2 separate regions of the Homo sapiens genome follow, and region 2 is linked to region 1. Evidence: read pairs that join two places in POLR2A ChIA-PET (ENCODE). Cell type or tissue: PC-3. All regions are shown on one strand. Links, peaks and the distances in the headings refer to the core of each region. The heading gives the core; the rest is flanking DNA. Region 1 overlaps STX12 (syntaxin 12). Region 2 holds the start of LINC02574 (long intergenic non-protein coding RNA 2574).

The links. Peaks named below come from ENCODE experiments on the same cell type or tissue, not always from the same donor. Only the 100,000 strongest peaks of a DNase experiment are listed, where the experiment ranks them.
Region 2: POLR2A ChIA-PET joins it to region 1 with 23 read pairs; 2 of 35 experiments call an interaction of 5 or more read pairs at or near these places.

Annotation. Positions count from the first base shown.
Region 1 is chr1:27,788,757-27,804,631 of GRCh38, forward strand. STX12 (syntaxin 12) reads left to right here. Exons shown (of 9, transcript NM_177424.3): 2 at 806-875; 3 at 4,777-4,876; 4 at 12,922-13,059. Among named protein-coding and RNA genes, the nearest start is that of STX12, 23 kb to the left of the region's middle. In PC-3, for the core only: no CTCF peak of the experiment used is centred there; no DNase peak of the experiment used is centred there; H3K27ac peaks cover 339 bases.
Region 2 is chr1:27,647,588-27,663,462 of GRCh38, forward strand. It overlaps LINC02574 (long intergenic non-protein coding RNA 2574), which reads right to left and starts at 15,135. Exons shown (of 2, transcript NR_151722.1): 1 at 15,090-15,135; 2 at 12,741-13,135. It also overlaps the pseudogene LOC729973. RefSeq lists enhancers at 3,565-4,531, 11,649-12,149, 14,751-15,266, 14,988-15,197, 15,267-15,782 and silencers at 6,924-7,326, 12,259-12,498. In PC-3, for the core only: no CTCF peak of the experiment used is centred there; a DNase peak (open chromatin) is centred at 11,434; H3K4me3 peaks cover 946 bases; H3K27ac peaks cover 1,209 bases.

The DNA.
Region 1 (15,875 bases), core at 3,174-11,173:
ATCCCAGGACTTTGGGAGGCCGAGGCGAGTGGATCACAAGGTCAGGAAATCCAGACCATCCTGGCTAACATGGTGAAAACCCGTCTCTACTAATAATACAAAAAAATTAATCGGGCGTGGTGGCAGGCGCCTGTAGTCCCAGCTACTCAGGAGGCTGAGGCAGGAGAATGGCATGAACCCAGGAGGCGGAGCTTGCGTGAGCTGAGATCGTGCCACTGCACTCCAGCCTGGGTGACAGAGTGAGACTCCATCTCAAAAAAAAAAAATAAATAAATAAAAAAGTACATCTACTGGAGATTGCTGTTGTGAAAATTAATAACAGAGTGTATACAAAGCTCTTAGTATATAGTGCCTGGCACTTAGAGGTGCTCAATTGGTGGTAACCCATTATTAGTAATAAGTATACATTGTCTTTCCAAAAATGTTTGCTATAGAAAAATTATTGTATTTGACTTGATTTTTTTTTTATTGTTGCAAATTGATATCTGGCCTAGAGGCCCTTCTAAAGGTGTTGAAATTTTTAACCATTGCAATAGGAGATCTAGGAAAACTAGCAAATTTTAGGGGGATGATAAAACTACCACCTTCTACTTTGTGACACAGTTACTCTATAGGAGAAAGGTGAACCTTGTAATTAGTTTTTGGAGGAATGTGTGTGTCAAGGTTTTGATCATAGCATGGTCTCTATTAGTTGCATGTATTAATACTTATTCTGAATGGGAAGAGACCAGGAATCTTAGAAGTAGGGTACTCATGATGAATGTATTTTTCTTTTAAATAAATCTTTTTCTTCCTATCTCCCCAGCTGCTCAGATAAAGAATTTGATGAGCCAGCTAGGAACTAAGCAGGACTCAAGCAAGCTACAGGAAAATCTGTGAGTAACTTCCTGACAAGGTTGGGTTTTGTGAGGGCCATTTGAGGACACAGTGTCCTTGCCAGACAGCAGCTTAGGTTTCAGGTCTGGGAAGTCAGAATGAGAGGCAGTGGGTCATGAGATAAGAGCTGGATCTAAAAGAGGGGCGGGGCAACAAAGTATATTAATGGATTGTAATTTCCGTTGCCTTTCAAAGTCTTTGAACTCTGGTTCTTTCTCCTCTTGGGCAGTTTAGCAGAACAATTTAGGGAAGTAGAAAAGGGAATTCGTACCACTATTAAACTATATTCTGCTCACAACTCTGCCTAAATGAGCTTCCTTGTTGGCGTAGGACTCCTCATGATCTAGTCTAACTGGATTTCCAGCTACAGTCAGCCTTCCATATCCATAGGTTCTGCACCTGTGGGTTCAACCAACCACAGATAGAAAATATTCAGAAAAAAAAAGGAAGGTCTCTACTGAAGATGTACAGACTTTTTTCCTTGTCATTACTGAAACAATATAGTAGAACAATTATTTACATAGTATTTACATTGTATTGTGTCTGGAGTTAGTTCCTTCTGGTGGGTTCTTGGTCTTGCTGACTTCAACAATGAAGCCGTGGACCTTCGTGGTGAGTGTTACAGCTCTTTAAGGTGGTGCGGACCCAAAGAGTGAGCAGCAGCAAGATTTACTGTGAAGAGCAAAACAACAAAGCTTCCACAGCGTGGAAGAGGATCTGAGCAGGTTGCTGCTGCTGGCTGGCGTGGCCAGCTTTTATTCCCTTATTTGTCCCCACCCATGTCCTGCTGATTGGTCCATTTTACAGAGCACTGATTGGTCCATTTTACAAACCTCTAGCTAGCCACAGATTGCTGATTGGTGCATTTTACAATCCTAGCTACAGAGTGCTGATTGGTGCATTTTACAATCCTCCTGTGAGACAGAAAATTTCTCAGAGTCCTCACCCAACCCAGAAGTCCAGCTGGCTTCACCTCTAAGTATTAAGTAATGTAATCTAGAGATGATTTAAAGTATATGGAAGGGGGTGCTGGGTGCAGTGACTCATGCCTGTAATCCCAGCACTTTGGGAGGCTGAGGCGGGCAGATCACCTGAGGTCAGGAGTTCAAGACCAGCCTGGCCAACATGATGAAACCCTGTCTCTACTAATAATACAAAAATCAGCTGGATGTGTGGCAGGCACCTGTAATCCCAGCTACTCAGGAGGCTGAGGCAGGAAAATAGCTTGAACCCAGGAGGCGGAGGTTGCGGTGAGCCAAGATCGCACCATTGCACTCCAGCCTAGGCAACAAGAGTGAAACTCTGTCTCAAAAAAATAAAAATAAAAATAAAAAATAAAGTATATGGGCCGGGTGTGGTGGCTCACACCTGTAATCCCAGCGCTTTGGGAGGCTGAGGTGGGCAGATCACCCGAGGTCGGGAGTTCAAGACCAGCCTGACCAACATGGTGAAACTCCATCTCTACTAAAAATACAAAAATTAGCTGGGCATGGTGGCGCGTGCCTGTAATCCCGGCTACTTGGGAGGCTGAGGTAGGAGAATCACTTGAACCTGGGAGGCGGAGGTTGCAGTGAGCTGAGATTGTGCCATTGCACTCCAGCCTGGGTGACAAGAGCGAAACTCCGTCTCAAAATAAATAAATAAATAAAGTATATGGAAGGATATGCATAGGTTCTAGGCAAATGTTACACAATTTTATATTAAGGACTTGGCAGGAGGCCTGGAACCAATCCCCCGTGGATACTGAGGGACTACTGCATATGTAATCAGAATGGCCCAAGGGGAGCCTGAGGGAGAGAATAGTAGACTGATAGTAGGGACTCCTGATTCTTTTTATCACATCCTTTTCTGCTCCATTTCTGCTTTTAGTGCTATTCTTCATCTTTAAAATGTTCTGAGCAAGCCGGGAGCAGTGGCTCACGCCTGTAATCCCAGCACTCTGGGAGGCCGAGGTGGGTGGGTCACGAGGTCAGGAGATCGAGACCATCCTGGCTAACACGGTGAAACCCTGTCTCTACTAAAAATACAAAAAATTAGCCAGGCGTGGTGGCACGTGCCTGTAGTCCCAGCTACTTGGGAGGCTGAGGCAGGGGAATCGCTTGAACCTGGGAGGCGGAGGTTGCAGTGAGCTGAGATCACATCACTGCACTCCAGCCTAGGTGACAGAGCAAGACTCTGTCTCAAAAAAATAAAATACAAAAATTAGCTGTGCGTGGTGGCTTGCGCCTGTAGTCACAGCTGCTTGGGAGGCTGAGGCAGGAGAATCACTTGAACCCGGGAGGCGAAGGTTGGAGTGAGCCAAGATCGCGCCACAGCACTCCGGCCTGGCGACAGAGCAAGACTCCATCTCAAAAAATATATATATATAATATAAATATAGTATATAAATATATATAAAATATAAATATAGTATATAAATATATCTATAATATATATAAAATATAAATATAGTATATAAATATAAAATATATAGTATATAAATATATAATATATATCTATATATGTATATATCTATATATGTGTATCTATATATGTATATACATATATATGTATCTATATATGTATATACATATATATGTATCTATATATATGTATATACATATATATGTATCTATATATATGTAGATACATATATATGTATCTATATATATGTAGATACATATATATGTATCTATATATATGTAGATACATATATATGTATCTATATATATGTAGATACATATATATGTATATATATATCAAGCAATATTTTTTGTTTCCTACCCTAGACAGTGTGAGGTAAGAGAATGACTATTATTGTGAGCTTTTTCCAGGGAAATGTGAAATATCTCTGGATATTTTCTACTGCCTGGGATGTTCAAGCCACTGATTGGGTACCTCTTGCTTTTGACTCCTTTTTTTTAAATCCTGGAGGCCCATTTGCAGTACAGAAAAACCATTAATAATTAGTGTGGTGTGTTAGCCCATTTGGGCTACTATAACAAAATACCATAAACTGAGTAGTTTATAAACAACAACTTTATTTCCATGATCTAATCACCCTCCAAAGGACCCCATCTCCTAATATTATCACCTCGGGAATTAGGATTTCAACATATGAATTTTGCAGGGACACTAACATTCAGATCATAGCATGTGGTTTCACTGTCGTCTCAGAAAGCCTTTGTAGAAATGGCTGGATAGTAGAGGAAACCACAAATGAAAAGAGTACTTTTTGTATTTCTACTACTTTAAGTTCCACTTAATATACTACATATTCTTTCCTCTTCAATTCCCCTTCCTCCCTACTCCTTTTGTATTTTTAACAGGTAAGGCTTCTTTGTTTTGGAGGGAAGAGCCAGAAACTCAGGTATAAAGAGCAGGTAGGAAGCCAAGGATAAGGCTAGAAAAGAGCCAGCTTTTTAAAGCAAGAGCATGGGATTAGATGTTTGGAGGTTGTTCCCTAGGGTAGGTAGGAAGCTACGCTTTTAATGCACATTTCATCTAACTGTCTGTGCCTAGATTCTAGTCAGTGGACTGTGGCAGTCAACTCCTGGACAATAAGAGAGTTCAGTATGTTTAAACTACTTGATTTAGGTGTGGGCGGCAATTGTTCTTTTTATATTTTTATCAGAACTGCTGATATGCTTTTCTTCTCTTCCCAAAGAGTTAAAATTCCCGATCTGTGCTTTCTTCAGCAGGCTATTGAAGCAGATTCTTTCTGCTCAGTGAAGATACCTTGAAGTGGGTTTGCCTGGGTAATATTTCTGGAATTTTGTTGTGAACCTGGGCATCTAGGGACTCATTTCTTCAAATGGCCCTTCATTCCCTACGTTATGAGACACTCTGAGAACAAAGTGGTTCTGTGTATAACCCTCTCAAGAAGTGACAACATCCTGAAACATATCTTTTCTCTCTTAGGCAACAGTTACAACACTCCACAAATCAGCTCGCCAAGGAAACAAATGAATTGCTGAAAGAATTAGGGTCCTTGCCCCTTCCCTTATCTACTTCAGAACAGGTTGGTATTTTCTGTTTTGTTTATTAATAGGAAAGGACTTTGTGTTAGTAGAAAGGCAGTGTGTAGAACAAAAAAAAAATAAGTTGGCCTTTGGTGCTAGATAGATAGACCTCCTCTGCACCTCAGTTTCTTATCCATCAAGTGGGGGATATGTGACTGTTGGGGCAATAGAAAGAATGTACACACCAGATGTGGCAAAGTGTCTGCGTCTGGTAGGTAATCAATATGTGGTGGCTGCTGCTATTATTAACATTATTAATATATTAATAAAATGGAGTTAACTGAAGAGAAATCTCAACATTTGCATCTCTTTGGGGTTTGGCTAGCAGTTTTATGTTTGTAGGCTTCCTCCTTTCTCCTAGTTTTTTTTTTTTTTAATTATTATTATTTTTATTGTTGTTGTCGTTTTGGAGACAGGGTCTCCCTCTGTCACCTACGGTAGAGCGCAGTGTTGAAATCATAGCTCACTGCAGCCTCCCACTTCTGGGCTCAAGCAGTCCCCTCCCCTCAGCCTCCTGAGTAGCTGCAACTACAGGCATGTGCCACCACACCCAGCTAATTTTAACAATTTTTTTGTACAGACATGGTCTTGCTTTGTTTCCCATGCTGGTATTGAACTTGTGACTTCAAGCAATCCTCCCACCTCAGCCTCCCAAAGTGTTGGGATTACAGGCGTGAGCCCCATGCCCAGGGTTCCTAGTTTGTTTTGTATCCATTATCTTTACATTTTAATGAAACATCTTTCTTTCATGTTTTGCAGTTACCTTCATGTTCTGTCATGAGTTATTCACAGGTCTCACTCAGGTTAAGGAACTGCTCAGGGAAAAAGGGTTCTCTTTTCAAGTCATTTTCTTCAGTGGCCATTTAAATCCTTTAGAAACACACAATTTTTACTGAGATTCATTGTTCCCTTAATATGCCACATTCCTGAAGTCAGATGTGCCCCTCCTTCATTGTGGCTTGACTTGTCATTCATGATCTACCTCAGGTCTCCAGTAAAAAAAACTTTCTCCGTCTACCTTCCTATTATGATCCTGTTTTGCTTTTAGCTTCTATACCATTCGTGGGGGCACTTAACTTGTATTGCTTTTTAAATTTTATTTTATTTTTGAGATAGGGTATTACTCTGTCACCCAGGCTGAGTGCAGTGGCAATCATAGCTCACTGCAACCTTGAACTCCTGGGCTCAAGGGATCCTCCCAACTCAGCCTCCTGAGTAGCTGGAACCACAAGTGCGCACCACCACACGCAGCTAAATTTTTAAATTTTTTGTAGAGATGAGGTCTTGCTATGTTTTCCAGGCTAGTCTCAAACTCCTGGGCTCAAGTGATCCTCCTTTCTTGGCCTTGCAAAGTACTGGGATTATAGACATGAGCCACTGTGCCTGACCTTTATATCGTTTTTTATGATTGAACGTTTTAAATGATAATGTCCTATATCTGATGGCTCTGAAGACAAAGCCTTTCAACTTCCCTGTCGTGGGTTGTTTTTCAAAGTATGGGTTGTGGCTAGTGGAACATGAAGTCATTTTAGTGTATTGAGATCAGCATTTTAAAAAACTTAGAGTAGAAGTATCAGAGTCTATATTATGTAATAATGGTAAATATTGTTATATGGAACTGTTGTTTCATACATACATATGTGTATGTATGGATGGATCATGATGTCAAATTCTTTTTTTTTTTTAATTTGAGACAGAGTCTTGCTCTGTCGCCCAGGCTGGAGTGCAGTGGGATAATCTTGGCTTACTGCAACCTCCGCCTCCCAGGTTCAAGCGATTCTCCTGCCTCAGCTTCCCAAGTTGCTGGGATTGCAGGCACCCACTACCACGCTCGGCTAATTTTTGTATTTTTAGTAGAGATGGGGTTTTGCCATGTTGGCCAGGCTGGTTTCAAACTCCTGACCTCAGGTGATCTGCCCAGCTAGACCTCCCAAAGTGCTGGGATTACAGGCCTGAGCCACCACACCTGGCCCATGTTGTCAAATTCTTATTGTAAATCTCTGTCAAAAAAAAATTGAAAATCACTAGTTTAACCTGATAAACTGTTCCATGTAGCATATCTGGAGTTTTGGCCCCCACTTGCAGAAGAGAGAGGAGGACAAGATGCTTTGTCATCCTGCTACAAAGTAGTTACCCTTTGGTTGTCTATATACGGGCTGTTTATTCTAATTATTACTCATGCTGATGTTTCAGTTATGGGCCATTTCCCCCTTGCCATCCAATATCTCCAAACTGCTGCCAAGTTACCCATTTCTTCCTCCTAACCATGCACTTAGGGAATACACACTTGTAGACAGTTTTCATAGTAACAAAAAAGGAGTTGAAGGGTCTAATGCAGAGTAGTGAAAGTATTTAAGAGTTAAGTAGTAGCCTAAGCAAAATATAAATAGAAAATCAAATCTGCTACCAAAACAAAATTCATCAAACATCTTCTAAAACCAAATAGAAGTTATTTTTGGATTATGCATGCTGTTGTTCCTTTCCATTATCTTGGATCATTAAGAACACGAACTAGATCTACAAACATACTCTCTCTGGTGAAATATAATTCCTTGATTCCCCTCCTCTTGTTATGCTCTGTATCCTTTTGTCTTTCTACTCTTTTCTCATCTAATTAATCTTAGCCCCATCACCCGTCTTTTCATTACTATCTTATACATCAAACCATACTCCTACTTTCAGTTTTTTTCCATACTTATATACTATCATCAATGATCTAGTTACCCAGTCCAGTGGCTTTTGAGGTTTTTTGTTCGTTTGTTTGAGACAGGGTCTCACTCAGTTATCCGGGCTGAGGCGCAGTGGAGTGGCGCAGTCGTGGCTCGCTGTATCACTGTAGCCTCAACCTCCCAGGCTCAAGTGATCCTCCCACCTTAGCTTCTCGAGTAGCTAGGACCACAGGCATGTGCCACCACACCAAGCTACTTTTTAAATGTTTTATAGAGACAGAGTCTTGCTATGTTGCCCAGGCTGGTCTCAAACTCCTGGGCTCAAGCAATCCTCTCTCCTCAGCCTCCCAAAGTGCTGGAATTACAGGCATGAACTGCCATACCAGGCCCTTTGTAAAGAGTTTTTTTTTTTTTTTTGGGACAGAGTTTCGCTCTTGTTGCCCAGGCTGGACTGCGCAAATGGTGCAATCTCGGCTCACCACAACTTCCACCTCCCAGGTTCAAGCAATTCTCCTGCCTCAGCCTCCCGAGTAGCTGGGATTATAGGCATGTGCCACCATGCCCAGCTAATTTTGTATTTTTAGTAGAGATGGGGTTTCTCCATGTTGGTCAGGCTGGTCTTGAACTCCCGACCTCAGGTGATCTGCCAGCCTTGGCCTCCCAAAGTGCTGGGATTACAGGCATGAGCCACCGCACCTGGCCATAAAGAGTTTTTATTCACTTTTTTTTTTTGAGACACAGTTTCACTGTGTCACCCAGGCTGGAGTGCAGTGGCGTGATCTGCACTCCAACCAGATCAGTGGCATGATCTGCACTCCAGTGAGCAAAGGCTCACTGCAACCTTTGTCTCCCAGGTTCGAGCAATTCTCCTGCCTCAGACTCCCAAGTAGCAGGGACTACAGACGCACACCACCACGCTAATTTTTGTATTATTAGCAGAGACAGGGTTTTGCCACGTTGGCCAGGTTGGTCTTGAATTCCTGACCTCAAGTGATCCGCCTGCCTCGGCCTTCCAAAGTTCTGGGATTGCAGGTGTGAGCTACCATGCCTGGCCTATTCACTTTTTTTCTGTTTCCTTTGATCCTCTTGCCTATCCCGTCTGCCCTGAAACTTTCTTCTTGCCATGATTCTCTTTCATTGTGTCCCCCAACTCTGGAGATCCCCAGGTTGAGTCAGCCTCCTTCCCGGACTTCATATCCTCCTAAGAGTGGGCATGCCCCAAGGTTGTGCCATTGATCCTCGAATTATTTCACTGTATGCTTTCTCCTTAGGAGTCACCTGCTTTTATGACCTCCCTTTCACCTTTATGATCATGACCTCAGATCTTTTTCCAATCTAACCCCTTCACCTCTAAGTGCGTGGCCCATATCTTCAATTCATGTTCTGACATCTCCTCCTGAAATAAACTACCTTCATATAAAACTTGTCTTATACTGAGTTTCTCATGTTTCTCCCAAACCCCTTAACTAAGTTCATTGACAATACTTAACATCACAGAAAAGTTTGTGCCTTTTGACCTAATATTCTCACTCATGCTAATTAGCCCTAAGGGGAAAAAAAATTCTGAAGGTAAACACACACACACACACACACACACACACACACAGAGTCTATATACTCTGGAGCCAAATTTCCTGGATTTAAATCCATCTTTGTCACTTACTGTGTGATCCTGGGCAAATTACATAGCCTCTGTGGTGCTTTGGTTTTCTGATGTGTAAAGTTGGGACTATAATAATGCCTAATTTATAGGTCATTGTATAGATAAATGAATTATTATGTAAAGCACTTACAGTAGTACTGGTACAATTTAAGCACTATATAAATATTAGCCATTACATTGGGGCTTACTTTATAATATTTAATAACTGTGAAAAATCTAGAAGGATTATTTACATAAAATTTAGGTCAACTTGATGGAATATATGTAAGCGATTAAAGATCATGGCCGGGCACAGTGGTTCACACCTGTAATCCCAGAACTTTGGGAGGCTGAGGCGGGTGGATTGCTTGAGTACAGGAGTTTGAGACCCAGCCCGGGCAACATCTCTACAAAAATTAGCCAGGCACGGTGGCTCATGCCTATAATCCCAGCACTTTGGGAGGCCGAGGTGGGCGGATCACCTGAGGTCAGGAGTTTGAGACCAGCCTGACCAACATGGCAAAACCCCATCTCTACTAAAAATACAAAAATTAGCCAGGCGTGATGGTGGCCACCTATAATCCCAACTACTCGGGAGACTGAGGCAGGAGAATTGCTTGAACCCAGGAGGCGGAGGTTGCAGTGAGCTGAGATTGTGCCATTGCACTCCAGCCGGGGTGACAGAGCGAGACTCCCTCTCAAAAAAAAAAAAAAAAAAAATCGCGCCACTGCACTGCAGCCTGGGTGACAGAGCGAGACTCCATCTCAAAAAAAGAAAAAAAAAAAAACTCGTGCCACTGCACTCCAGACTGGACGACAGAGCGAGACTCCGTCTCAAAAAAAAAAAAAAAAAAAAAAAATTAGCCAGGCATCGTGGTACACATCTGTAGTCCCAGCTACTCAGGTGGCTGAGGTGAGAGGATCATTTGAGTCTGGGAGGTTGGGGCTGCAGTGAGCTGAGATCACACCACTGCACCCCAGCTTGGGTGACAGAGCAAGACCCTGTCTCAAAAAAAAAAAAAACAAAAACATAATTGTGAAGAGTATGGTAACATGGAAAATGTTTATGATGTATTTAAAAGTTATGATAATATTTTTGCACGGTAAGGTTAGGGAATGATGTCCTCCCCGTTATTGTTATAATTTTGTTTATGCAAAAATAAAAATCTCAGAAGAAAAGGGTTGCTCATCTAAATTTGCTTTTAGTATTACCATCACTCTTCCAGGTTTGAAATTTCAGTCATTCTTGACTTTATCTCTCTTTCCCCACCACCAGTCAAAATGTTTCTTAAATTCATTTCTTTATGATTTTATTACTGATACTGTGTCCTCCTAACCTTAAACCTAGACTATTGAATTAGTGTTCTGTTTGACTTGTTTCTTTTTTCCATTCCACCTTTGTGTAAACGGTGACCCAGGTCTCATCACAGACTAATTTTTCTAAGTTACTATTTTGTACCCATGATGTTTCTTGCTCAAAAATCTTCATTGCTCTTTGTTCTTTAGAGGTTGAACCCCAAACTCATTAGCTTGTTTTTTTTTTTGTTTTTTTTTTTGAGACAGAACCTGGCTCTTTTGCTCAGTCTGGAGTGCAGTGGCGCGATCTCAGCTCACTGCAACCTCCACCTTCCAGGTTTAAGCAGTTCTCCTGCCTCAGCCTCCCAAGTGGCAAAGGACTACAGGCGCACGCCACCACGCCTGGCTAATTTTTTGTATTTTTAGTAGAGACATGGTTTCACCATGTTAGCCAGATGGTCTCCATCTCCTGGCCTCGTGATCTGCCTGCCTCATCCTCCCAATAGCTTGGCGTTTTGTTTTGTTTTTTGAGACGGAGTTTCACATGTGTTGCCCAGGCTGGAGTGCAATGGCACGATCTCAGCTCACTGCAACCTCCACCTCCTGGTTCAAGCAATTCTCCTGCCTCAGCCTCTCAAGTAGCTGGGATTACAGGTGCCTGCCACCATGTCTAGGTAATTTTTTCTATTTTTAGTAGTGATGGGGTTTCACCATGTTGGCCAGGACGGTCTTGAATAATTCCTGCCCTCAAGTGATCCACCCACCTTGCCTTCCAAAGTGCTGGGATTACAGGCATGCGCTACTGCGCCCGGCCTAGCTTGGCATTTAAAACCTGCTGTGGTTGGCCCCTTTCTTAACTTTCCAATTTTGTATTTTAGCTACTCTCATTACTAAACGTGTAGTTCCAACCAAACAGTCTGTCTAGAGATCCTCTTCAAGTTCTGCCACCATGCCTTTGCTCACACTATTCTCTTGCTTGGATTTGCCTTACCCCTTCTTTCTGCTTATTCATGCCTTCCTCTTACTTCACTGTCCACCTTCTCTTGAGGCCTTTCTTGGCCGCTTGAGTTCTTACTGATTATTCCTGCCCTCTGAACTCCTGTAGTACCAATTGGATATAGCAGTTATTTATAATAACTTTGTTACTTGTCTGTCTATATCCTTTATTTACAAATAGACAGCTGTTTGAGGTCAGGGGTGAGTTTTTACTTCTGTGTTCATAGAACAGGACAATGCTGTCAGTATGTGGTGTGTGTGTGTGTGTGTGTGTGTGTGTGTGTGTGTGTGTGTGTTTTGTTTTGTTTTTTCAGACAGAGTTTCACTCTATTGCTGAGGCTGGAGTACATGGCATGATTTCAACTCACTGCAGCCTCAACCTTCCAGGGTCAAATGATCCTCCTGCCCCAGCCTCTGAGTAGCTGATGTGTACCACCACGCCCGGCTAATTTTTTTATTTTTTGTAGAGATAGGATTTTGTCATGTTGCTCAGGCTGGTCTTGAACTCCTAGGCTCAAGTGATCCTCCTGCCTCAGCCTCCCAAAATACTAGGACTATAGGCATAAGCCACTGTGCTCAACCTCAGCATATGTTTTTTGAGACATAGAAGTAACAAGCTTAGTAGAGGTAGTCTGTAGATAAATGAAGTACTTACCAAGTCTCAAAGATTTTAAACCACTAAAAGCCTGTGAAATGCTTCTATAGTTTACAGGGAAGCTGTGAATTCAATATAGATGAATAGGGTTTTAACATTTTAGCTAAAACCCATCTCTGTTTGGATTCAACTGGAGTCCAGAGGTATTTATTCTCTTTTATATTCTCCAGGGCACCAAAATTCTGAATTGCAGTTCTTTGGAGATTACTTTAGAAGTTAAATACAGGCTGGGCACAGTGACTCACGCCTGTAATCCCAGCACTTTGGGAGGCCGAGGCGGGCAGATCACCTGAGGTGAGGAGTTCTACAATAGCCCGGCCAACATGGCGAAACCCCATCTGTACTAAAAATACAATAAAAAATTAGCCAGGTATGGTGGTGGGTGCCTGTAATCCCAGCTCCTCAGGAGGCTGAGGCACAAGAATCGCTTGAACACGGGCGGCAGAGGTTGGCAGTGAGCTGAGATCATGCCACTGCGCTCCAGCCTGGGCGACAGAGCAAGACTCCGTCTCAATAAAAAGAAAAAAAAAAAAAGAAGAAGAAGTTAAATGCAACCCAGTTCCAGGTTTGTCAGAATGAAAGAAGAAAAATTCTGACTTGGTCTATAGTATTAACCAGGGACTTGAGCTAGCAAAGAGCAAATTTATTAATTTAAAGAAGAGACTATTTCATAATAATTTTCCTAGTTGGAAATCTTTAAGGGGTATAATTTTACTTTTAAGGGAAATTAAAACCAAATGATTCTGGGTTAATATGAAATCTCAAGTTCTTGCTTGATTTCCTTAGCGCCAGCAGAGACTTCAGAAGGAACGCCTCATGAATGACTTCTCTGCAGCCTTAAACAATTTCCAGGCTGTGCAGAGAAGGGTATCTGAAAAGGAAAAGGAGAGTATTGCCAGAGCAAGAGCTGGATCTCGTCTTTCTGTAAGTTGATTCCCAAAAGAAGACCTTTGCAATATCAGAATGTTCTTTTCCAAGTTTGTGGGTTTTTTTCTTTTTCTCTTTGACCAATAAACATGTAAGTTAGCTGCTGTGAAAATGGCAGGTTGGTGTAACCTATGTAAAAAACATATATGCATGTGATCAAAGCCTAGAAAGGAATCTGAATGAAGGTTAAGAGATATAGGAGGAAGAACTATGTCTAATTTTCTTTTTCATTTTGATATATTGGTTTTAACGTTAAAAACTTGAAAATAAAAATAATGAATCTGTTTCCTGGAATATAACAGGCTAGTTTATTTGGACTAGCCCTCTGTTTTTGAAAAGGATTTTCAAATACTGGATTTTAAAAATCCAACTTCTCAAAAGTATCAAAGATTATGAAAATATTAAGGTAAAGCCTGAGAGGTCAGCAGAATACTGAAACTGCTTTTGCATTGAATGTCTTTACTGAAGGCAAACTTGAACTTCAGTTTTGATATCCTCATGGCATGGGGAGGATAAAAGTCAAAGCCAAAGGTCCATGCAAGAGAGAGAATATAAAAGAAGGTACAACTCAAATTAAACTGGGCCCTAAGAGACTATATCCTTAGAACATTAAGTCAAAAGTAAGCTCTTCTATCCCCCGGCAGATTACAGAAAGATTGCATTAGCACTGAACTGAGCAGATGGAGGAGGAGGGCAGGAGGGAGGAGAAATCTAGACAAGGTTACCACAAAGTAACCTTCTTCAGGCAGATTTTCTGCTCAAATTCATCCTACCTGAATGGTTCAGTGGTCCTGGACTGGGAGAGCCACCTATGTGTGGGATAGAAGCAAACACAAATTCCTTCTGTAGAAAGACACCTTTATCCTAGCCCTGAAATAATACTCTCAAATAATTTTTCTAGGGCAGTAAGTACCAGTCACTAAAAATAACCATGTGTGCAAAGAAACAAATTACTCTGAACAAGAATTAGTAGAAACAACAATGAAGTGAAATATACCTACAAAGACTTTTTATATTAGAATTATAAGACAACTATACTTATTGTGTTTAAAGACATAAAAGGCTGAAAACCTCTGCAGGAAACTACACAAAGATTTGAAAAAGTGTCAAAAGAATTTCTAAAATGGAAAGATATAATATAGAAATTTAAAAACTTAGTGGATGGGTGGTTTAACTAAAAAATTGGTTAGAATATATTATCCAGCATGTAGCATAGGGGGTTAAGAGGTTAAATACGGAAGAAAGATTATGAAAAATGGAGAATGGAGAGAAAAGATCTAACGTAGTTTTAACTGGAGTTATAGAGTGAGAATAGGGCAAACATAGAACAGAGGTGATATTTGAAGAAATAATGAGTGATAATATTCTAGAACTGATTAAAAACACTAGCCTGCAGTTTCAAGAAGCCTAACAAATCCCAAGCAGGATAAATAAAATCTCTAATCTAGATACATCAAAGACAAACTTCAGACCAGAGACAAAGAGAAAAATCATAAAGATAGCTAGAGAAACATTAGAATACCTTCAAAGATACAATAGTTAGATTGACAGTTGACTTCTCAACAACAGTGGAAGCCAGTAGAGTGCTATCTTGAATGTTGATGAAGGACAATAACTGCCTACCTAGGATTCTAAACCCAGTGAAAATATATGTCAGAATGAGGGCTAATTAAAGACATTTTCAATCAAAAGAGAGTTTTCTGTCAGCACATCTTATTGAAGGAAATTCTAAATAATGTATTTCAGATGGAAGGAAAGTGATCTCAGATGGAAAGTCTGAAAAGCAGAAAGAAATGAAGAACAAAAAAAGTGGTAAAGATGTGAAAAGACTAGTCACAGGGAGAAGACATTGCTATATATATTTAATAGCAAAGGACTAGCATTTAGAATATATAAAGAATTCGGCCAGGCGTGGTGGCTCACACCTGTAATCCCAGCACTTTGGGAGGCCAAGGTGGGCAGATCACGAGGTCAGGAGTTCAAGACCAGCCTGGCCAACATGGTGAAACCCTGTCTCTACTAAAAATACAAAATTAGCTGGGCGTGGTAGCGCGTGCCTGTAATCCCAGCTACTCTGGAGGCTGAGGCAGGAGAATCGCTTGAACCAGGGAGACAGAGGTTGCAGTGAGCTGAGATTGTGCCCCTGTGCTCCAGCCTGGGCGACACAACAAGATTGTATCTCAAAAAACAAAAAACAAAACAAAAAAAACCCCAGAATTCCCATGAATCAATATGAAAAAGAAAGATACAACTCAATAGAACAAAAGTTGTCAAACTTTTTAATCTCAGGAACCCATTACACTCTTAAAAATCATTAAATTCTGTGGCCGGGCGCAGTGGCTCATGCCTGTAATCCCAGCACTTTGGGAGGCCGAGGCGGGTGGATCACCTGAGGTCAGGAGTTCAAGACCAGCCTGGCCAACATGGAGAAACCCTGTCTCTATTAAAAAATACAAAATTAGCCGCGCATGGTGGCGCATGCCTGTAATCCCAGCTACTTGGGAGGCTGAGGCAGGAGAATCACTTGAACCTGGGAGGTGGAGGTTGCAGTGAGCCGAGATTGCACCATTGCACTCCAGCCTGGGCAAAAAGAGTGAAATTCCGTCTCAAAAAAAAATATCATTAAGTTATCTTCTTGAATCTTAAAAAAAAAAAAAATTACTAAGGACCTGTATTAGTCTGTTCTCACTCTGCTATAAAGAACTGCCCGAAGCTGGGCGTGGTGGCTCACGCCTGTAATCCCAGCACTTTGGGAGGCTGAGGCGGGCAGATCACAGGGTCAGGAGTTCAAGACCAGCCTGGCCAACATGGTG
Region 2 (15,875 bases), core at 4,873-12,872, 140 kb before region 1:
ATGAATTGGGCTGACACATGTGAAGTGCCTGACATGTAAGTACACCGTCACTGTTAGACAATACTACCTTTGGAGCTCTCACGGAAGAGACATAGCCCTGCCCCCTGTTTGAGGAAAGATATAAAGCTGTGTTTTCGGGAACCCCCAGTCCGAAGGAGAGACCCCCTTGCTTAACATCACCAGGGCCGGGAGAAGGAGGAGGGCAGGATGGAGTGGACCACAAGCTAGAGAAAGGTGGTCTCTAGCACCAGGTTAATTTTGAAAGACTCTCCCGTACGGTCAATTTCATTGTCTACACACACACACACACACACACACACACACACACACACACACACACGTATTTTTAAGACAGAGTCTCACTCTGTCTCCCAGGATGGAGTACAGTGGCGGGCACAATCTTGGCTCACTGCAACCTCCACCTCCCGGATTCAAGTGATTCTCCTGCCTCAGCCTCCCGAGCAGCTGGGATTACAGGTGCCGGCCACCACACCCAGGTAATTTTTGTATTTTTAGTAGATATGGGGTTTCACCATGTTGGCCAGGCTGGTCTCAAGCTCCTGACCTCAAGTGATCTGCCTGCCTCAGCCTCCCAAAGTGCTGGGATTACAGGCGTGAGCCACTGCTCCCGGCCCATTATCCCGATTCTACAAATGGGGAAACTGAGGTCCAGAGAAGTCCAAGAATATAGTGACTCAATGAGCAGGCCAAGGCCCCACACCAGGCACTCAGCCCCTCTGGCTCAGGGTGGGAGCAGATGTAATATGCTGGGTGCCCCTGTGCCCCCACCCCAAGATGTGTTCTGCATGAAACTGAAACTCTTCAGCCTAGGTACACCACTGCGTGCCAGGGAACCCCAGGCCAGACTTCATGGAACACAGCAAGGACCTGACCCTCAGCCTCTTGGATCACTCCTGCCACTGGCATGGGAGGAGCCATAGCAGCAAGGAGTACCTGGAGCTGCACAGGGAGAACTTCCTCCTCATCCTCAGGTGGGCCAGGGCTGGCTCCCACACAGGGCATAGCACCTTTGACTTTGCCATCTGCCCTCTTCTGCATCCTCACGGCCACCCTGCCACCTGATGAGATCATCCCCAACCCCACTATTCAGAGGAGGAAACTGAGTTTCAGAGTGGCAGGAGGCTTGCCCAAGGTCATACCGGGAGAATTCAGCAGAGGCAAGATTGGAAAGCAGGCTAGCTGGCTCAACTCCAAGTCTTTAGTCCTGCCCTGCCTTATTTTTAGGCCTGAGTCCCCATCTCAACTCCTGCATTCTCCCTGGCAGAACTAAAGAGGGTGTGCCTTCCCTAAGGTCACCCAGCCGAGCAGCAGGCAGGTGGGCTCCCAGCCCCACCTTGTCCCCCAAATACTCTGTTGTTTGGACTTTTTTTTTTTAAGAGACAAGGTCTTACTCTGTCGCCCAAGCTGGAGCGTAATGGCATGATCCTAGCTCACTGCAGCCTCAAACCTCTGAGTTCAGATGATCTTCCTGCCTCAGTCTCCTGAGTAGCTAAGACTACAGCTGTGCACAACCATATGCGGCTAATTTTTAATTTTTTTGTACAGACAGGGTCTTGCTGTGCTGCCCAGGCTGGCCTTGAACTCCTGGCTTCAAGCAATCCTCCCACCTTGGCCTCTCAATGTATTAGGATTACAGGTGTGAGCTTGGCCTGCACTTTATTCATAAATATATGTTTCCAGATCTGCCTTTCCCACTGGACTCTTGAGGGCCTGGCCCAGAGATGGCATCTCTCAGTATTTGCTGGTTGAATTGAAAAATAACATGTTTAGGTTTCTGGTGGCAGGGTCTGCGGAAGGGGCGGCAGGTGCCATGTCCGGCCACGAAGGTGGCAAGAAGAAGCCACCGAAACAGCCCAAGAAGCAGGCCAAGGAGATGGACGAGGAAGACAAGGCTTTCAAGCAGAAACAAAAAGAGGAGCAGAAGAAACTCGAGGAGCTAAAAGCGAAGGCCGCGGGGAAGGGGCCCTTGGCCACAGGTGGAATTAAGAAATCTGGCGAAAAGCAAGCTGTTCCTTGTGCCTGAGGAGATGGTGACCCTTTATTTCATCCGTATTTAAACTTCTCTATTCCCTGCCATAACATCTTTTGCCCCGTATAGCTGGAATAAAGTGTTATCTTGGAGCTGTTGTACATTTAAGAATAAACTTTTGTAAAAAAAAAAAAAAAATCTTACAGTGGCTCATCATCTCTTTAGTTGTTTTCACTAAGTCATTCCTACCATAACTGTGAATTTAAAAGTAAAACCAGCTCAGAATCTTGCCAGAGTCTGCTCTTTGGTCCTTGTTCTACCCTAAACTTTGTATCACCTGAAATTAAATCAACTCCTTTGAAAAAAAAAAATAACATGTTTATTGAATATTTTTAATGAGCCAAGGATATGCTAAGGGTTTTATATACATGAGCTCATTTAATCTTCACAATGACCATGTAAGTACTATTATCTCATTTTATAGACAGAGAAAGCAAGACTTAGAGAAGATAAGAGCTGGGTGCCTAGCACATAGTTGGTGCTTCTGATTCTTATTCTGAGCTGACTGACTAAATGGATGGATAAATTAAGAAGGGAGAGGTGGGAGTGAGGTGGTCAAGGTTAAGGTGCCAACCTCACCTCTCATCTGGGTTCAGTCATGCCCACAACCATGTCCACCATCTTGTCCCTGGCTCCCAACCACCTGATGGGCCACAGTCCTGGGGAGCTGGCTGCCCTGCAGGGTGTGCTGAAATCCTCTAAGATGAATAAAGAGAAACCTTTCCTGCCAAGCAGCTGACAAGAGTTGCTCTGCCTGAGAATTGAGACTGCAGACTCCGTGGGGAGGGTTCACCTCCAAACCCTTAACAACTACCAAAATATTACAGGAAAAAATTAGCCCAGCTGCTTTCTCAGAAGCCCTAGGGAAATAAAGGAAACTCATTCTTTATTGCAGCAAGAATGATTTCGGTTAGACTGCAGAAGGAACTGACAGAGAAACAGAACAAACCAGAGGGGGAATTCCTTATCAGAGTCAGGAAATGATACGTGTGGGCCCTGTAGGCAGCTTCATAGGGTGAGCCTTGGAAAAGGAGGGAGGCTGAGTGAGTAGGAACCATGGTTCCCATAGTTCCTGCACAGGGGAACCATTGTGTAATGGAGAAGTCATGTCATATCCCCCCCGCCCGTCAACAGCCAAATGAAAAGGCCACGTGGAAAGAAGAGAGGGAGGGCACCCTGAGACAAGGAGCCCATGTGGTCACATGGGAGGTATTCCTGGAGGGGCAGGGGTGAGAGGAGTGTGAAGGTGTCCCAGGGAAGGAGAAGGAAGTCACATTTATCAAACCCCTGCTGTGAGCCAGGACCATGCTAAGCACTTTACATCTGGTGTCACATTTCATCCATTCATTCAACAAATATTTACTGAATGTGCCAGGCCCTGTGCTAGGGCCTGAGGAGAGGGCTGTGAACAAGGCAGCTCCAGTCCCCTCCCCTCTTGGAACTTAGAAGTGGAGGAGACAATCAACAGATGTGTGACATCACTGGTGAGACTCGCTTTGAAGAGAAGCAAAGAAAGGAAGGGGCTAGAACGTCTTGGCAATCAGGGGTCAGGGCTGTGTAAAAGAATTTTTTTTTATTTTTGTATTTTTTAGGTGAAAGAAGGCCTCTTTGCAGAGGTGACATTTAGCAGTGACCTGAATAAAGTGAGGGAACTGTGAGTGCAAAGGTCCCAAGGCGAGAGTCTGCCTGGGGGCCGGTGTGGCTGGAAGACAGTGAGCGAGGGGAGATGAACTGAGAGCTGTTCAGCAAGGATGTGCTCACGCTGGTGGGCCTTCTCCGCTACAGGAAGGATATTTGGTTTTATTATCAATGTGATGGGAAACCACTGGAAGGTTTCTGAGCAGGAGAGTAATATGGTTTATTTATTTATTTATTATTTATTTGTTTATTTATTTATTTTTGAGAAGTAGTCTCGCTCTGTCACCAGGCTGGAGTGCAGTGGCACGATCTCAGCTCACTGCAAACTCTGCCTCCCAGGTTCAAGCAATTCTCCCAAGTAGCTGGGACTACAGACGTGCACACCACCACACCTGGCTAATTTTTGTATTTTTAGTAGAGAAGGGTTTCACCATTTTGGACAGGCTGGTCTTGAACTCCTGGTCTTGAACTCCTGGCCTCAAGTGATCCACCCGCCTCGGCCTCCCAAAGTGCTGGGATTTCAGGTGTGAGCCACCGTGCATGGCCAAACTTAGTATCCTTTATTTTATTTCATTTTGAGATGGAGTTTCACTCTTGTTGCCCAGGCTGGAGTGCAATGGTGCAACCTTGGCTCACTGCAACCTCCACCTCCTGGGTTCAAGCGATTCTTCTGCCTCAGCCTCCTGAGTAGCTGGGATTACAGGCATGCACCACTACACCTGGCTAAATTTGTATTTTTAGTAGAGATGGGGTTTCTCCCTGTTGGTCACGCTGGTCTCAAACTCCCGACCTCAGGTGATCCGCCTGCCTCAGCCTCCCAAAGTGCTAGGATTACAGGCATGAACCACTGCACCCGGCCCTCAGTATCCTTTATAAAGCTTTCCCTACTAGAACACACAGATCTCCCTGATTCTTTTTCGTAGCCATATAGTATTCCATTTTGTGGATGGACTGTGCTCTACCTAGTCTAGCCCCTTACTAATCGACAGTTGGGTTGTTTCCAGTCTTTGGCTATGGAAACAGTGCTGCAGAGAATAACTTTATACATACATCATTTATTACTCATGCAAGTCTATCCGAAGATGAATTCCCAGAAATAGGTTATCTGAAGGTATTTTGATAGATTTTGCCAAAATGCCCTTTTACCAATTTATATTCACACATGTGAGAGTCATGTGTGAGAACATGTGTGAGAGTAGTACTATTTCCTCATAGAAATGCTCACAGAATATGTTATTCAGCTTTTGGGGTTTTTTTGGCCAGACTGATAAGACATCGTATCTTAGTCCATTTTGTGCTGCTATAATAAAATCCCACAGAATGGATAATTAATCATAAACAGAAGTGTATTGGCTCACAGTTTTGGAGGCTGGGAATTCCAGGATCATGGGGCCCACATCTGGCTTGGGCCCTCTTGCTGTGTCATCCCATGGTGGAAGAGCAAAGAGAGGGTGACAGAGAAGAAAAGGGAACTGAACTTGCCCTTTTATAATGAATCTGTTCCCAGAATAATAATCCCACTCCTGCTATAACAGCACCACCAATCCATTCATGAGGGTGAAACCCTCATGACCTAAACACCTCTCCTTAGGCCCAACCTCCCAACACTGTTGTATGGGGTTAAGTTCCCAGCACCTGCTTTTCGCGGCGTAATGTTCAAACTGTAGCAATATTCTAGTCTAGTTTTTCTGGTTTGCATTTCTTTTGAGTTTGAGCTTCTTTTTATGTGTTTAAGAATCACTTATATTTACTTTTCTGGGAACCGTCAGTTCATATGCTAGGCCTCTATTTCTTTCTTTTTTTCTTTTTTCTTTTTTTTTGAGATGGAGTTTCGCTCTTGTTGCCCAGGCTGGAGTGCAATGGCGTGATCTCGGCTCACTGCAACCTCCGCCTCCCAGGTTCAAGCGATTCTCCTGCCTCAGCCTCCTGAGTAACTCGGATTACAGGCAGGCGCCACCATGCCCAGCTAATTTTTTTGTATTTTTAGTAGAGACGGGGTTTCTCCATGTTGGTCAGGCTGGTCTTGAACTCCCGACCTCAGGTGATCTGCCCACCTTGGCCTCCCAAATTGCTGGGATTACAGGCGTGAGCCACCGCGCCCGGCCTAGGCCTCTATTTCTATAAGATTAATCAATTTCCTGGAATTCTTTCTAAATAAGCGAGATGTTCCCTTGTCTGTGATTAGAGTTGTAAATATTTCCCCCAGATTGTCATTTGTCTTATGCGTTGATTTATAGTGTTTTTCCATGCAGAAGTTTTTGATTTTTATATAGTTGACTTTATCAATCTTTTCTTTTTACAGCTTTTTGATTTTTGAGTCATGGTTAAACTTTCTCCACTATGAGATTATACATTCTCCCATGTTTTCCTCTAGTGCCTTTACGGTTTTATTTTGATTTTTCAAACATTTAAATATTTTATCCCTTGGGAGCTCATCCTGGTGCTCAGTGTGAGGCACGGATCTAATTTTTTTTTTCCTAGTTGGCTACCTAGGTGTCCCAACACCATTTATTAAAGAGTCCATTTTCCACTTTGAGAGGACACCTTTATCAAATACTAAATTCTCGCGTGCAATTAGGTCTATTTCTGGACTTTCTATTCTAGTCCATTGGTCTGTTTGTCTCTTCCTGAACCAAACCAAGTGGTTTTAATTATTATTTTTTGTTTTGTTTTGTTTTGAGACCGAGTCTCGCTCTGTCGCCCAGGCTGGAGTGCAGTGGTTTGATCTCGGCTCACTGCAACCTCTGCCTCCTGGGTTCAAGCAATCCTCCTGCCTCAGCCTCCCAAGTGGCTAGGATTATAGGCACCCACCATCACGTCTGGCTAATTTTTATATTTTTAGTAGAGAAGGGGTTTCACCATGTTGGCCAGGCTTGTCTCGAACTCCTGACCTCAAGTGATCCACTCGCCTCGGCCTCCCAAAGTGCAGGGATTACAGGCATGAGCCAGCATGCCCAGACTTAATTATTTATTTATTCTTATTTTATTTTTTTGAGATGGAATCTCTTTTCATCGTCTAGGACGCTGGAGTGCAGTGGCATGATCTCGGCTCACTGCAACCTCTGCCTCCTGGGTTCAAGTGATTCTCCTGCCTCAACCTCCTGAGTAGCTGGGACTATAGGCGCCTGCCACCAGGCCAGGCTAATTTGGCTAATTTTTGTATTTTTTTTTTTTTTAAGATGGAGTCTCACTCTGTTGCCCAGGCTGGAGTGCAGTGGCATGATCTTGGGTCACTGCAACCTCCAACTCCCGGGTTCAAGCAGTTCTCTGCCTCCGTCTACCAAGTAGCTGGGACTATAGGCATGCACCACCACACCCAGGTAATTTTTGTATTTTTAGTAGAGACAGGGTTTCACCACATTGGCCAGGCTGGTCTCGAACTCCTGACCTCAGGTGATCCGCCTGCCTCGGCCTCCCAAAGTGCTGGGATTACAGGCGTGAGCCACCATGCCCGGCTCTTAATTTTTGTATTTTTAGTAGAGATGGGGTTTCACCATGTTGGCCAGTCTGGTCTTGAACTCCTGACCGCAAGTGATCCACTCGCCTTGGCCTCCGAAAGTGCTGGGATTACAGGCGTGAGCCACCCCATCAAGCCCCAAGTTGTTTTAATTTTTGAGGCTTTAAATATTGTTATCTAACAGTAGTCAGTGAGTGTTGCCTTTTTTTTTTTCCAGAATTTTTCTGGCATTCTTTTTCTTTCTCTCTCTTCTGTCCTTTTTTTGTTTGTTTTTGGGGGTGGGGAACCTCAGGAGACCTCATGGGATTTATGCCTTTGCAGGAAAAAGAAAATCAATAATTACATGTTATTTGGTAGTGGCTAAGAAAAAAAATAAAGCAGGTAAAAGAGCAGAAGGCAACTAAGGGGTAATATTTAGATAGGCAGCCAGGGAAGTCCCCTGGATGAGGGGGAGATACCTGAGTGAAGGATGGGAGACCACGTGGCTACCTGGGGGAAGACATGCCTGGCAGGGCCAAGGGCAAATGCAGAGGCCTGAGGCAGGAGCACGCCTGGCATGCTGAAAAACAGCAAGGCGGCCAGTGCAGCTGGAAGGGAGTGATCAGAGCAGAGAGTGGGAGGCAGTGAGGTAGATCACGCAGGGCCTTGTAGGTCACAGCAAGGACATTGGCTTTTCCTCTGACACCAGGAGCCATGGGGGGGGCGAGGGGGTTGAGCAGAAGAGTGACATGTTCTGACCTCCGTTTTAACAGGATCACTCAGGCTACTGCGTGGAGTGCAGACTGCAGGGGTGAGGGTAGCGGCAGGGAGGGCAATAGGATTTGGGATGGGTGAATAAATTGTAACTTGGTTTCCTTGTCCATTTTCCCCCATCAAACTGTGAGCTTTGCAAGGACAGGCCCTGAGCTTATTCAGCTCTATGAGCCAAGTGCCAGGCCCAGAGTAGGCGCGGATAAACACTGTGTGAGGAAGAAGGGTGGGAAGACAGAGGAGGAGACAGGAGGCAGGAGAGGCAGAGCCCCCTGGGAAATGGCTCTGCAAAGGCCACAGAAAGAAGAGGAAGCAGACATGATGACAGAGCCTGTTCCCCAGCAGGAACCAAGGCCAGGAAGGGCTGAAGCTGGGGAGCTGGGCCCCCAACCCCGGATCTGTGGCCCCCATTAACAATCAGGTTATGTGCAGTTTATGCTGGAGTTCTGCCAACAAAAGGACCCTGGCCGGGGGGGGTGGGGTGGGGATCTGTTCCTCAAGGTGAAGGTGCAAAGGTGAGGTGGCCTGGCAGAGAGGAGAGCAGCTTTCCTGAATCCTTGCACACAGAGGCCCTGAGAAAGGATAATTCACCCCCTTTATAGATGGTAAGTTGAGGCTCCATGAAAGAAACAGACCTAAGTGATACAGCAAATAGGTGGCCTGGCCTAGTTTCAGGGGCTTGGCCTCTCCAAAACACCTCCTTGGCCACTACCTAATTTGGTCGGGGTCCCCTGCAGTTTTAGGGAGTGACTAAATACAGAAGGAAGGGATGACTCCTGTTATTCAGCCAGCTCTTAGCTGCTGCCAAAGCACAGCTGGTGAGTCCTCACTGTGGGCGGGACCCAGCTTGGGGAACAAAAGCCACAGGACACTTCAGGACCTCATGAGGCTTAGGAAAGAATTGGCCTGGAAGTAGGGCAGATAGACAAGAGGCACCAAGCTGAGGGGCAGAGGAAAGAGGTCAGGCTTTGAAGTTAGGCCTGGCTTTGCCACTATCTTGCTGTGTTATCTTAGGTAACTAGCACCTCAGTTTGCGCATCTGTAAAATGGGAACGACAAGTCCTGCTTTATAGGGCTGGCATGGGGGTTGAAAGGGGCAACAGAAGTCCAGTGCTACCTGAAAGTGCTTCCTTCTTAGCTTCCCCGCTCCCAGACTGGGGACCTGCTATCCCTGTCTTCAGCAGATGCTGGTTGGCTGCTCCTGAGCAAAGGGGAAATGGGCTGCGATGGCGGCTCAAGTCCCAGGCCTACAAATGGGTACAGGCTGTGGGGGATCTGGCCAGTGCTGACACCTAGGGGCTCTTTCAGGATTAGGTGAGCTTGCACATGCCCTCAGGACAGTTGAGTAGGTCTTGGCTCTGCACCAACTACCTCAGGCAAGGTAATCACTCTCTCTGGGCCTCAGCTCCAGGGAATCTCTTCGGCAATGGTTGGGGGTGGGCAGGAATTAGAGGTCTTCTAATTGCAAACGGAGTGGGCTGCTTCAAGAGTAGTGAGCTCCCTGCCTCTGGAGGTATGTAAGCAGGGACTGGACAAGCACTGGGTAGAGATTCACTCACTCATTAATTCAATAAACTCCTACTGAGATTCCATTTTGGGCCAGGGCCTGTGGCCATCATTGTCATTAGGAGATATAGTGACAAGGCATCTTTACTCTCCTGTAACTTACATCTTTTTTTTTTTTTTTTTTTTTTTTTGAGACGGAGTTTCCCTCTTGTTGCCCAGGCTGAAGTGCAATGGCGCGATCTCGGCTCACTGCAACCTCCGTCTCCCAGGTTCAAATGATTCTCCTGCCTCAGCCTCCCAAGTAGCTGGGATTACAGGCGCCCACCACCACGACTGGCTAAGTTTTGTATTTTTTTAGTAAAGATGGGGTTTTGCCATGTTGGCCAGGCTGGTCTTGAACTCCTGACCTCAGGTGATCCACCCGCCTCGGCCTCCCAAAGTGTTGGGATTACAGGTGTGAGCCACCACACTCGGTCTCCTCTCCGCCCCCTCCCCTTCCCTCCCTTCTCTTCTCTTCTCTTTTTTTTTTTAGACAGGGTCTTGCTCTGTTGCCCAGGCTGGAGTGCAATGGCTTGATCTTAAGCTTAACTGCAGCCTCAACCTCCTATGCAGAAGTGATGCTCATGCCTCAGCCTCCCGATTAGCTGGAACTACAGGTACATGCCAGGTATGCTCAGCTAATTTTAAAAAATTTTTAGTAGAGGCCAGGCATGGTGGCTCATGCCTGTAGTCCCAGCACTTCAGGAGGCTGAGGCGGGTGGATCACCTGAGGTCAGGAGTTCGAGACCAGCCTGACCAACATGGAGAAACCCCATCTCTACTAAAAAAAATACAAAATTAGCCAGGCATGGTGGTGCATGCCTGTAATCCCAGCTACTTGGGAGGCTGAGGCAGAAGAATTGCTTGAACCCGGGAGGTGGAGGTTGCAGTGAGATGAGACCACGCCATTGCACTCCAGCCTGGGCAACAAGAGTGAAACTCCATCTCAAAAAAAAAAAATTTTTTTTTAGTAGAAATGGGGTCTTGCTATGTTGCTCGGGGTGGTCTTGAACTCCTAGCCTCAAGCAATCATCTCACCTTGGCCTCCCAAAGTGCTGGGATTACAGGTGTGAGCCACCACCACTGCCAACCGATAACTTACATTCTAATGGGGAGACATTAAATACTGCCAAGACAGTATGTGTTCTATATTGCAGAGGCTGGTCATGAACTCCAGCCTCCAACCCATAGAGAAACTGACTTCTAAACTGATTTTTTTTTTTTTTTTTTTTTTTTTTTTTTTTTGAGACGGAGTCTCGCTCTGTCGCCCAGGCTGGAGTGCAGTAGTGCAATCTCGGCTCACTGCAACCTCTGCCTCCTGGGTTCCAGCGATTCTCCTGCCTCAGCCTCCTGAGTAGCTGGGACTACAGGTGCATGCCACCATGCTCGGCTAATTTTTGCTATTTTTAGTACAGATGGGGTTTTGCCATGTTGGCCAGGCTGGTCTTGAACTCCTGACCTCAGGTGATCCGCCCACTTTGGCTTCCCAAAATGCTGGGATTACAGGCATGAGCCACCACACCTGGCCCTAAACTGAGATTTTTTTTTTTTGAAGGATAAATACAAGTTAAATAGGGAAGGGAAGAGTGTTTAGGTCTGAGAGAAAAACAGGTGCAAAGGCTCAGAGGCGAGAGAGACATGTATTTTCAAGCAGCTGAAAGTTCAACGTGGGCAGAGGGAAGGAGGCAAGGAGGGGAGTGGCTGCGCTGAGTGAGGTCAGCAGTCACTCACCAGTCCTCAGCTGAACTGAGACCCACCTTAGGGGTCAGGATCCATCCTCTTCCATGATGATCAGGGATGAGGAGTTAGCCAGGTAAAAGGTGTGAGGGGATGGCTCAGGGAAGAAGTGATCCCAGCAGAGGTTTGTGTCACTGGGAGAGAGGAAAGACAGCTGAAAGTTGAGTCTGGCTATAGCCTGCCTGGGGGCTTGGCTGAGAAGAGAGACCTTGGTATTGTGGCCTGTGGGTCTTGCCAAGTGGCCTGAGGGCCATACGGAGCCTCTGAATGGTTTTGTGCAGGGGAGTGACTCAACCTTGGTAGGAACATGCAGGAAGGTTGTCCTGGGATGCCCTTTAAGGTCTCAGCAGACTGAAACCTCAAAGAGCCTCTGGGGAGCCCAGCCATCTTAGGCACAACCTCATTCGAGCCATCAGGGAGGATGAGAAAACTCACTTGTCAGAGGAACCTTAGAGAAGTCAAGAGACAAGGCTGGAGGGCCCTGAGCTGGGGGGTGGGGAGCATGGGGAAAGAAGAGGGTGAGGGCTCAGAAAGGCAAGAGCCCCGACACCAGGAGGCGGTGCCTGCTCTTAGCTTGCCACGGACTCCATGATTCAAGAAGGCCTGGCCCCCAGGACCCTGGGACTAGAAAGGCAATTGACTCATCCTAGGATGGGGGAAGCCTGGCCCCGGAGGTTAAGTGAAATTGCTCTAAGACACAGAGCACATCAGCGGCAGGATCAGGAAGAAACTAGTAACCCTGGAGCACCTAGCACCAGCACCCCTAGTGCAGGGTACTTCATACCTCGCATCATCTAACGCAGGTGTCGCTTCATTTTACAGATAAGCGGACTAACGTCCACAAGTCATGGACTCCTGTTCTGGGTCACACAGAGTTAGGGCTAAGAAACCAGGTCTGCAGGCGCCTAGTTTCCCGCAGTTCTTCTGGGTCTGAGTTTGGGGTGGTGGGGAAGAGGCGAGCGTGTCAAGGAGGGTGAGAGGGAGGGTGGGGCTGTGTTTCTGGGACTTTCCTCGCTGAGGTCAGAGGCACCGAAATAGACGCGCTGCAGCGAGCGCCCGGAGGCCCGGTCACACCCTGTGCCCGGCCCGCCGCGGGGAGCGGTCCAGCCGCAGCGCACGAGCCCTCCGCCGTCCCACTGCCCCCCGGAACCGCGCGAGCCTCGCAAACCGCTCGGCGCCCAGTCTCCACCTCGCCGGCTTCATGAACGTGCCCCGGGAGACCCCGACGCCCTGAAGCCGGCGCGGCCGCCCCACCGCCCCACCGCCCCACCGCCCCACCGCCGTCTGCGCGAACGCCGGGCCTCCCCCTCCGCCCATCGCTGCCACCATCTCTACTCCGACGGCTGCGGCGGTGGGTGTGGCCACCGCGCTTGCCAATCAGGAAGTGAGGGCCGGCTCCGGACGCGCCCCGCTGTTACGTCACTCCGACGGCCCCGGATGCCCCGCCCAGTGGCCTTGCCTGGGAAAGGCGACTGGGGCACCGGTGGGTGCGGACCCTCAAAGGGTGAAAATAATTCCCGTGTGAATTGCGCGCATTATAACTGCTCTAAGAAATGCAGCCAGGGCATTTTAAAATGTATTTTTTCAATCACTCCTCTTCCAGCCATTTATCCGTCCGTCTGTATGTATGTCTATCCAGTCAGCCAAAGTAATTGGGTGCCTCCTGAGTGCCAGGCGCTGTGCTGGGTTCTAGCTATAAAGAGAGATGAACCCTCTGCTTGTCCTCAGGGAGCTCATAATCTAGGGCGGAAGCCTGATGGTAACAAATGCTCATGCCATCGTTTTCATTGCAGTCATGATTCATTCTGGGACGGTGAGATACAGGCTGCTGCAATAACCAGGTGTCTAACTTGGATTGGGGCTCAGGTCCCTGTAGAAGTTACATCGAGCCGACTCCTGAAGCAACAAGTGTTCCAGGCAGAGGGAAGAGCTTGTGCAAAGGCAATGAGGCTAGCAGGCTGGAAAATAAGGGAAAGGAAACTGAGTGAGATGAGGCTCTGGAGGTTTACGGGAGCGAATTATTTAAGACCTTGGAGGCCATAGTAAGGAAATAGAATTTTCTTCTAAGTGCTGTGGGCAGTCACTGGGTACTTAGTGTTTTAAAATCTCCCTACCTCTGTGTGGAGAATAGACAGGAGTGGATACGGGAGTAAGAGTGGACACAGGGACACCTAGGAGGTGCCCTCCAGCATGGAAGGTAGTAAGCTAGATGAGAGGGAGGCTACTGTGGGTGGGACATGAACAGATTCAATAAATAATTAGAAGATACAATCCTCAGGCAGGTGGGTTGATGGATTGAATATGGGGGTGGGTGAGGCAGAGGGAGTTAAGATTAAGTCATTCATTCATTGGACAATTATTTATTGAGCCCCTCTAGATGCCAGGCACTGTTCTACAGAGGCAGACTCTCTGGGTTCAAATCCTTGTCCTGTCACTTGCTAGCTGCTTGCCTTAGGGAAATTATTTAACCTCTCTGTACCTTGATCTCTTCATCTGTAAAATGCGGATCCTAAGAACACCCGAGAGAATTATTGTAAGGATGAAAAGAGTTAATATATGTAAAACTTTGGACCTGGGTGTTTGGAGCTGGGCTCTGAGGCTGAGGACTGGGACTTGGGTACTTGGGGTTGGGTACCCGGGCCTACTTCTTGGAGTCACCAAGACTCTATGTCTTTACTGGCTTTATACAGAAAATTAAAAGAGTGACATGGAGAGCAAGCTGTTCCCACACCGTGAGTGAGACACAGGTATCCATACAATTTTAAGCTCTCAGATGATTCCAAGGGGCAGACAAGTTGGCAATTACTATGGTAGAGAGAAACAAGGAGGCAATTTTAAAGTAGGTGGTCAGGGAGGGCTTCTCTGAGGAGGTGACATTTGAGTGAAGACCAAAGAGTGCAGAAGGAGCCATCACTGAAAAGTTAGGGGGAAAAGCCTTTGGGAAGGTGTCTGGCCTAGGCACCGGCATGCCTGGAGGTGTCTTTGGCCCAAGTGTGAAAGACTGAAGGAGAAATGGGCTTAGTTTGGTGGGTTCCAAGGATAGTGATCATGGCTGAGTGAAGACCCCTACCCCTTCTGCAGATCAGAACCTGGAGCAGTTAAACCACGCTGTGCCCTGGTAGCTGTGGGTGCTGGGAGGCAAGCTCTACTGGTTCATCAAGAATTTGTGGTCAGGCTGAGGCAGGCAGATCACCTAAAGTCAGGAGTTCAAGACCAGCCTGGCCAACATGGCGAAACCCCGTAGCTACTAAACATACAAATATTAGCCGGGCATGGTGGCACGCACCAGTAATCCCAGCTACTCGGGAGGCTGAGGCAGGAGACTCGCTTGAACCCGGGAGGTGGAGGTTGCAGTGAGCCGAGATCGCACCATTGCACCATTGCCCTCCAGCCTGGGTGACAGAGCGAAACTCCATCTAAAAAAAAAAAAAAAAAAAAAAAACTAGCTGGATGTGGTGGTCCATGCCTGTGGTCCCAATTGGGAGGCTAAGGTGGGAGGATCACTTGAGCCCAGGAGGTCAAGGCTGCAGTGAGCCGTGATTGTGCTACTGCACTCCAGCCTGGGCGACAGAGCAAGACCCTGTCTCAAAAAAAAAAAAAAATCTCTCCTGTGGGCCCATGCCATTTGTTCACACAGATAATGAACCAGTGGGCCTCTGCCAGCTTCTGACTTGGCACTGGACGTTTCTCTGGGAACTGGTGCTTGGAGCGGGGAAATGGGGGCTGGATTTCTGGGACTGGGTTCTGAGGCTGGGGACTGGGACTTGGATACTGGGGGGTAGGTGCTTGGACTTGCTTTTTGGAATAACCAAGGCTCCATTTCTTTACTGGCCTCTACAGATGAGCCTGTTCCCTAACCTGACTATCCTTTCTGTGGCTTCACGGCACAGAACTTCACAAGTGTGACCTTACCTTGTCTCAGCTGTCTGTTCCATGGAGACCCAGAAAGAGGGAAAGAGAAGGCTGCTCTGGACCTGTTCATGGGGCCTTCCTGGGACCCCTTTTCCGCCCGCTAAGCCAGGAAGCCTATGCTCCCTCATCTTCCACCCCTCCCCCAGCCATCTGCTTAAAGGAAGTGGCTCCTCTGTTCTTCACAGGAAGCCACAGGCCTCCCCTGCCTCGGCAGCCTCCAGCTACTGTTGCCCCAGACCCTCGGCTGGCCCAGACCCCCCTTTCCAGGCAGAATCTAGTGATGCCCAGTTCCCAGCATCCCCCTCTGCTGCCCAGCCAAGAAGTGCGTGTGGTGTGCTCCTCTCGTTAACTTTCATCCTTGTGACTTGGGTCTGGGAGCGCAGGCAGTGAGCCTGGAGGTGAGACCTGACTACAGGAGTTTGGAGATCCCCAAGTTGTAGGACTGAGGACTTGAAGGGAAGAGGAGGTGGGCCCTGGAGGGATTCTCTGATGGACCACTCTTGTGAGCTTCAGTAGCTCCTGCTGCTGAGCAGGGGCGAGGTCTATTCATTTCCGTCTCTATTTAACCCTGGTTGCCTGCCCCAGAGAGGGCTGTTGGTAATCGTGGAGCTGCTAAAGGCTGATGAGGGCTGATGGAGTCCAAGATAGGACTGTACTGCCACCTGGTGGTCAGATCCGCACATAGCACCATGAAATTGTGAGAGCCCCTGCCGGGAGAGTGGTGATTCAAGGGTATGGGGGACCTGGAAGGCCCTTAAAGAACAAGGAAATCCCTAAAGTATTTTA